2 separate regions of the Homo sapiens genome follow, and region 1 is linked to region 2. Evidence: chromatin contacts called from ENCODE Hi-C or POLR2A ChIA-PET data. All regions are on one chromosome and are shown on one strand. The core of a region is the stretch at or near the end of the contact, and the rest is flanking DNA. Distances in the headings are between cores, read along the strand shown. Region 1 overlaps RORA (RAR related orphan receptor A). Region 2 holds the start of FOXB1 (forkhead box B1).

Evidence for each region. A loop is a pair of places that touch in the nucleus more often than their neighbours do. ChIA-PET counts read pairs that join two places held with the same protein, here RNA polymerase II (POLR2A). Pooled maps may share reads with other maps.
Region 1: a loop to region 2 is called in a pooled map, with 3 times the contacts of the local background. The contact joins the enhancer-like site here to the promoter of FOXB1 in region 2. A Hi-C loop is called at or near these places in 1 of 168 maps with a recorded cell type or tissue (CD4-positive, alpha-beta T cell) and 1 of 50 pooled maps. POLR2A ChIA-PET finds 5 or more read pairs at or near these places in 1 of 52 experiments (OCI-LY7).

The regions. Positions count from the first base shown.
Region 1 is chr15:60,561,416-60,565,417 of GRCh38, forward strand. The region is part of intron 2 of RORA (RAR related orphan receptor A); the gene reads right to left. The region is part of intron 3 of RORA-AS1 (RORA antisense RNA 1); the gene reads left to right. Among named protein-coding and RNA genes, the nearest start is that of RORA-AS1, 84 kb to the left of the region's middle. Within about 2 kb of position 2,301, at least 4 of the 41 ENCODE cell types and tissues checked have a DNase peak (open chromatin) inside an H3K27ac peak, as active enhancers do; they include CD4-positive, alpha-beta T cell, where a contact is called at or near this core.
Region 2 is chr15:60,002,739-60,006,325 of GRCh38, forward strand. FOXB1 (forkhead box B1) reads left to right here and starts at 1,573. Exons shown (of 2, transcript NM_012182.3): 1 at 1,573-1,905; 2 at 2,169-3,587. The coding sequence starts at 2,226. The coding sequence ends at 3,203. RefSeq lists enhancers at 1,254-1,769, 3,586-3,587.

The sequences.
Region 1 (4,002 bases), core at 1,051-3,550, 560 kb after region 2:
AATAATAAATAATGAGGCATAATTATAATTGTGATGACAAGAAAGTAATAAAAAAAAGTTAAACTCTTTAACTCTGAAACTAACATTAAGAATTTTATCCCGTGTTGTAGATCCAGGAACACATGAGGAAGATGCTTTAACATCTTTATGTTAAAGCTTTAACAACATGGCTCTCAAGGTTTTTGGACCCCCTTCCATAATGTAATAGATTCTGAATTGCAAAATACCAATACATTTTGTTAAAGGGTCAAGAACTATAGAAGGAAAGTACATCTCAATCCAAAACTATATCCATTGAGAAAAGAAAAATAGCTCAGAACCATATGAGCTATATAAGTGATGCAAAATTTATCACGCCCTGAGAGACATAATATGGGACTTCAGTGACACTCCCCCCATGCAGGGGTGGTGGTGGGGGACTATTTAAAGCCATTTTGTTCCTGACTAGATGCTGCCTCCATTATCTTCATGTTACTGGAATCTGTGATACACAGAACAATAGCTTATGGGTTTAACAAAAAAAAAAATTTTTTTTCTTTTTTTTTGAGACGGAGTTTTGCTCTTGATGCCCAGGCTGGAGTACAGTGGCGCGATCTCGGATCACCGCAACCTCTGCCTCCCAGGTTCAAGCGATTCTCCTGCCTCAGCCTCCTGAGTAGCTGGGATTACAGGCGCCTGCCACCACCACATCCGGCTAATTTTGTATTTTTAGTTTCACCATGTTGGTCAGGCTGGTCTCGAACTCCCGACCTCAGGTGATCTGCCCGCCTTGACCTCCCAAAGTGCTGGGATTATAGGCATGAGCCACTGCGCCCTGCCAGTTTACAAAAATTTTGTTGAGACAGAGTCTGACTCTGTCACCCAGGCTGGAGTGCGATGGCACGATCATAGCTAACTGCAGCCTTGACCTCCTGGGCTCAGACAATCCTCTTGCCTCAGCTTCCTGAGTAACTGGGATGACAGGCATGTGCCAATATGCCCAGCTAGTTTTTACATTTTTTTTTTGAGGCGGGGTTGGGGGGGGGTTGCTTTTGTTTTGAGACAGAGTCTTGCTCTGTCGCCCAGGCTGGAGTGCAGTGGCTCTATCTCGGCCCACTGCAACCTCTGCCTCCCGGGTTCAGGCGATTCTCCTGCCTCAGCGTCCCAAGTAGCTGGGACTATAGGCCCGTGCTACCACGCCCAGCTAACTTTCTGTATTTTTTTTTTTTTTTTAGTAGAGATGGGGTTTCACCATGTTAGCCAGGATGGTCTCGATCTCCTGACCTCGTGATCCACCCGCCTTGGCCTCCCAAAGTGCTGGGATTACATGCATGAGCCACTGTGCCTGGCTTTGAATTTTTTGTAGAGATAGGGGTCTTGCTATGTTGCCCAGGCTGCTCTCAAACTCCTGGGCTTAAGTAATTGTCCTGCCTCAGACTCCCAAAGTGCTGACATTACAGGCATGAGCCACCATGCCTGGCCAATAGCTTATGTTATTTAAATATAAATTCTTGGTAAACAATTTAGAAACTGCCTCTTATTTCTTCCTTTAAAAATTCACTTGTAACTGCTGTTAATCCGAGTGTACAAGGCAACTTCAATCTATTCTCCCAGGTGGCTATCCTCAAGTTTGGGCTCAAATAAATGCTATACTTAATCATATTTTCTGAATCTTGTTACTTAAGGCGGACACGTATAAGTTGAAATTCTCCCAAAGTGAACACGGAGTCAGTCTACCAAAGTAAAATCAAACTAAGGTGAATATTTAAATATTCAGACAAACATCCCTGCTATTGAAAAAAATCACAAATATTTGCTTAGCATCCACTAAGTGCAAGATGCTGATGGTGCAAATACCAGGTGTGCCAGACAACTGCTCAGCCTTTTATACCTCTTGGCCTAACTAGACACACCTGCAGTTTTCCACATGGAATTCCTCTTCTTGCACTTTGGCCTAAGCACGCATTTTTTCTAATGGTGGAAAATATTAAACAGACTTTTGCTTTAGAAGGTATCTCACTTCACTTCAAAGCAAAGTCTACCTTGTGAATTTAATTAGGGAACCTTCATGAGATTTTACCCCTTATGTATATTTCCAACTATTTTAGTCATCAAGAACACTTACTGTTCCAATTCTGCCACGGATGTGGTCAATCTTAGGGAAATTTCTTTGAGCCTCAGTTTCTTCATTTGTAGCATGGGGATCTTACCCACCTAAAACCAAACTGAGACAGCACAGTGCTTGGGGGACAGGAGACTCTCAGTAAACAGCAGCTCTTATTGTTGTGCCCCAGAGAGTCTCTTAGGAAACGGGCTCCCCAGAGCTTCAAACCATGGCTTTTCCTGTGTGGCTACATCACAGACATTGTTTATCAGAGGACACATCTTCTAGTTCACTGTGGTTCATTCTTGGTGGTCATTGGAAGTTTGCTCCATTACAGCAAGTACACACACAGGTAGCGATGGCCTACATATTTATTTTCAAGCAATGTTTTCCAGCAGACATGGCATTCAGTGTTGTATGAAACATCCCCATACAATTCCACAGACCTGCATGCGGCTTTCACTTTGCCCTCTATTGTACAGCCTTTCATGGGCTGCTTGACTTGAGCACACTTCTCACTACATACTTCATTTTATTAGGATATGAATTTTATATCCAGATAATGAATCCAAAGTCTGAGAAAGATGCATGCTTACAATTGGTATACAGCACGGCTGTGGAGACATGTTGAGAAGCTCTGGGATGAGACACCTAAATTCAAATCCCAGCTCACACTTCTGTGTGAACTTATGCAAAAATTTTAACCTTTTTGATTCTCAGTTCCCCTCATCTGTAGAATGGTTATCCCCATTATGGGTTATCCCCAGAGTTGTTGAAAGTTAAAAGTGATCATGCTTGTTCAGTGTTTAGCCCAGTGTTTGGCATAGAGAAAAAAATGCAATAAATGGCATCTTATAATGCAATTGTTACTGATTTTATCTTAACATAATGCTCTTTACATTTGGCCCACCAAATAAGATCATCTTTTGGAACCATTTTTTACTGCCAGTGAGAACCATTTGGTCAGAATGATCCACACTCTCATCTAGTTGCTTTTAACTTCACTTATGAGAGAGCTGACTAGGGATAGGGGTAAACTGAGGGTGACAAAAGACTATTTTCCTGTGTTCTAAGTCTGCTGGGCTATATTAAATCTGATCTTTTGGTCTCATCAGGACAATCCTTTAACCAGGAAAGGTGGGGGCCTGGGAAGACTACAGCTTGCTAGAGCAAGTCATCCTTGACATGTTGAACTTTCAACAAGTTTATCACTCAGATATATTTGGGGGATAGGGAATCTGAGAAAACCCTAGATTAAAAGTATTTTATCAGCGCAAAACAGTGATTATTCTAAGACAATTATATGACAGCATAAAAGTATTGATATTTAAATATCTCAATACCCCAATGGCACCCGAACGAAAACCCTGCAACCAGTACAATAATAGCATTATTATACATTTTTGCTTCACTTTGTGGGACTTTAAATTTAATGCCAGAACCAACAGCTTACAAACTGCTGTGGACAAGCAGTGACCCCCTTGTGAGCTCGGTAAATGTTATCTATTGTATTCTACCAATATCTCAGCAAAAAGACAGAGTGTTCCTGAAACAGTCTCTAAAGTCGTCCATCAGAGCTTTGAAGAAGAACACTGTCTTCTTTTCATGTGGGCTGATTTTAAGGGACAATAGAGGTTTAACAGAGGACAACACAATTGGATTGAGATAAAACTGCTATATTCCCAAGAATTCTCCCATAAAGGTAAATTCCACAGATAAGACATTTACTTTTTTCTTTTTACATTTTTTGGTTTTAATTTTTAAAGTTGCTTTTTCTTGCAACTAGAAGCTCAAGTACCATTGCTATTCAGTGTTGGTTTCAGATAGTGCTAGAGGTGGCAAAAATAATTCTGCAAATGCGACTCACAGTGTGCACATTATATGTAATCTGTTTTCATGTATTCATTAGCAGAGACATT
Region 2 (3,587 bases), core at 323-2,822:
TATCACTTAAAGTGTTGAAACTTAACACCCAGAATTCTCTACGATCACCACGTCTAGGGAAAAAAAAAGTTCTCCCATTTCTGGACTTTGAAGATGATTCTGTGTGGGCTGTAAGTATTGAGTTTTTAACAACGCAGTAAAATGAATGTCTTTTAAAAACCTTAAAGGTCGGAGAATGTGCAGAAACCCGTGGGAACTCCTGGTGTGTACTTATAGAGTGCGTGCATGCAGGCGGGGTCGACTCACTATTTATTTCATAGCAATTTGATGATGATGATGATGACGGCAGCGACGACGATGAGGATAATGATAATAATAATAATGATTCATTTAACCCTTCCAAGGCGAATCCGAACCGAAGGGAGCCTGCTGCTCGCACCAGGCGGAGTGACCCAAGGCACATTCCCCGCTCCCCAAGAAGGAAAACTCTATGGTTCTTTCCCCAAGTTGTAGAAGATACTGCTGTCTTAGTGGGATCGCAGGCGGCTTTTGCTACACTCTAAATCCTAAATAAGTTCTCCATACCAAAAAAAGCGGCAGTTGGGGGATGGGGGGTGGGAGGTTGGGGGGGTGGGAGGGCTGGGAAGGGGAGTTCCGGGTGTAAAATGAAAACTTCCAGGATGTGCCTGAGTCCTAAAGTTTCAAACCACCTGGGAAAAGCGAGAGCCCCTGAGGCTTACCTGGTGATAAACTGTGTCAAACAAACTCAGGCCCTCCCCAGGTCCGCACAACATTTGCCCCAACAGCTCCTGAGCCTCCATCCTGTGTCCAACCAAATTCCCGGAGGACTTTTAAAGCAAATACCTGGACTCTTCGCCCAGATACACTATTTTAATTTTTAAAAATTTGGTCAATACAGTTACATTCAAAATGGGTTCTTACATGGGGATGTCCAATCACATTTTGAAAGTATTTGTAAACCCCATCACTTTTTCAAAGCTACACACTAACTATACAAAGCTGAAGCAGCTGCATAGGAAAGTCAAGTCAAATTTCGACCTAACTCTCCGGGGACTGGGGGGCAAGGGTGTGTTTTCATTATTATAACCCATGCAACCAACCCCGGGTAGTGCTAAGCGCAGGAAAAGGGTCGGCTTCAGGGGAAAGCCGTGCCTAAAGTTACCTAACGATACAAACCGGATACAACGCAGAGGAAACAGAATACCCCAGCCAAGCAATTTCCATGTCAAACATCATCCGCGCGGCTGCTCCATCTGTGAACGTGAGTGGTCGCCTGGCTCCCTCTTCCGCGGCGGCCGCTTCCTCATACCTTCACACGGCGCACACCGGCCGGCGCGTCCAGCTGCCTGCCCAGTGGCCGAGGCTCTTCCCCCTCGCCCAGTCTTGAGCTGGAAGTGATTCCTATTGGCCAAGGTGTCCATGTAAATAGGTGTGAAAGAAACCAGAGCTGGCCGGGCTCTCCCTTCTCGCTCAGTCCCCTCCCTCTGCAGCCCCCGCTCCCCCTCCTCTTCCTCCTCCTCCCAAGGCGATTGTCATATGATAGCTAAGAAGTGGCACATTAATGAAGCGCCGCTACAGGGGTCTTTTCTGCTCCTGTCACCGCTTAAAACTATCAGATGGTTCGAGGGAGGACATGGAGGCAGCCACCTAGCTCAGCGGAGACGCGGAGCCCACAGCAGCGCCCTCCGGAGCCCTAACACGTCGCTGCCACCATCCGCGCCGGGACTCCGCAGCCGAGCTCGGCCGCCCGCAGGACGCTCCAGGAGCGTCGCGGACCGGGCGGCACGGGACGCTGCGGGGCTGAGCTCAAGAGCCCAGGTTCGCGCCGAGTCCAACCGGACCCGGACGCTGCGCGCGGAGTGCGCGTCGAGTGCGCGCCGAGAGAGAAGCGGCGCGCAGCGGCGTCCTCCCGGATGCGGACGCGCAACTTGAAGCAACTTTAAGGTGAGCAGCTCTCTGTTCCGTCCCTGCCCCCTATTCTGGCCCCAGTACCGACTTACTTCCCGGCTATCCTCGCGCCGTTCGCCGGCTTCCCCTCCCGCGCCCACTAAGCCCGCAAAGTTGCTGGCGAAAGAGTCCGGGCGCTGGCTGATCGAGCGCCGCAGGCCCCACCCCCGACCCCCGAAGTCTGTTACTCGGTCTGGCTGACCCCGCCGGTGTCTCTGTGCATCCATGCTACCTTTCCCTATTACCCACCCCCTTCCCAGATCCGAGCAGTCCGCCGGCCCGCGCGGACCCAGAGCAAGAAGAGGGCGAGGAAGAAGATGCCTCGGCCCGGCCGCAACACGTACAGCGACCAGAAGCCGCCCTACTCGTACATCTCGCTGACCGCTATGGCCATCCAGAGCTCTCCCGAGAAGATGCTGCCGCTGAGCGAGATCTACAAGTTCATCATGGACCGCTTCCCCTACTACAGGGAGAACACGCAGCGCTGGCAGAACAGTCTGCGCCACAACCTCTCCTTCAACGACTGCTTCATCAAGATCCCGCGGCGGCCGGACCAGCCAGGCAAGGGCAGCTTCTGGGCGCTGCACCCAAGCTGCGGGGACATGTTCGAGAACGGCAGCTTCCTGCGGCGCCGCAAGCGCTTCAAGGTGCTTAAGTCCGACCACCTGGCGCCCAGCAAGCCAGCCGACGCGGCGCAGTACCTGCAGCAGCAGGCCAAGCTGCGGCTCAGCGCGCTGGCGGCCTCGGGCACGCACCTGCCACAGATGCCCGCCGCCGCCTACAACTTGGGCGGCGTGGCGCAGCCCTCGGGCTTCAAGCACCCCTTCGCCATCGAGAACATCATCGCGCGGGAATACAAGATGCCTGGGGGGCTGGCCTTCTCCGCCATGCAGCCGGTGCCCGCTGCCTACCCGCTCCCCAACCAGTTGACTACCATGGGCAGCTCGCTGGGCACCGGCTGGCCACACGTGTATGGCTCCGCCGGCATGATCGACTCGGCCACCCCCATCTCCATGGCGAGTGGCGACTACAGCGCCTACGGCGTGCCGTTGAAGCCGCTGTGCCACGCGGCGGGCCAAACGCTGCCCGCCATCCCCGTGCCCATTAAGCCCACGCCGGCCGCCGTGCCCGCGCTGCCTGCGCTGCCAGCGCCCATCCCCACCTTGCTCTCGAACTCGCCGCCCTCGCTCAGCCCCACGTCCTCGCAAACAGCCACCAGCCAAAGCAGCCCCGCCACCCCCAGCGAAACGCTCACCAGCCCGGCCTCCGCCTTGCACTCGGTGGCGGTGCACTGACCCGCAGGAGCCCACGCCCCCTCTCGTTCTCCTCCCCACCACCTCACTCGCCTTCCCTGGCTCCCAGTCCTGCCGGCCCCCACCTGGGACCGCCACCCTAACTTGTTCATTTCACCTTCGGCCAACCCGCCTTGCCCCAAGAGAACTTTGTTTTGGACCCAGGAGACCAAACACAAACTTGCAGATGGGCCGAGAGGCGCGTGGGAGTTGTCCTCGCCCCCACATCAAGGAAGGCCGGGGCCACCTGAGCCGAACCATCCCCTCCCTGAGGCCCCGAAACCCCCTCCTATTTGACCGGCGGGGGAAACCCTGTCACCCCCTCTTCGCCGAGAAAAGCGCGTCTTCCCTCCGCCCAGATCGGCGGAGCCCCGAACTCTGCGCAGT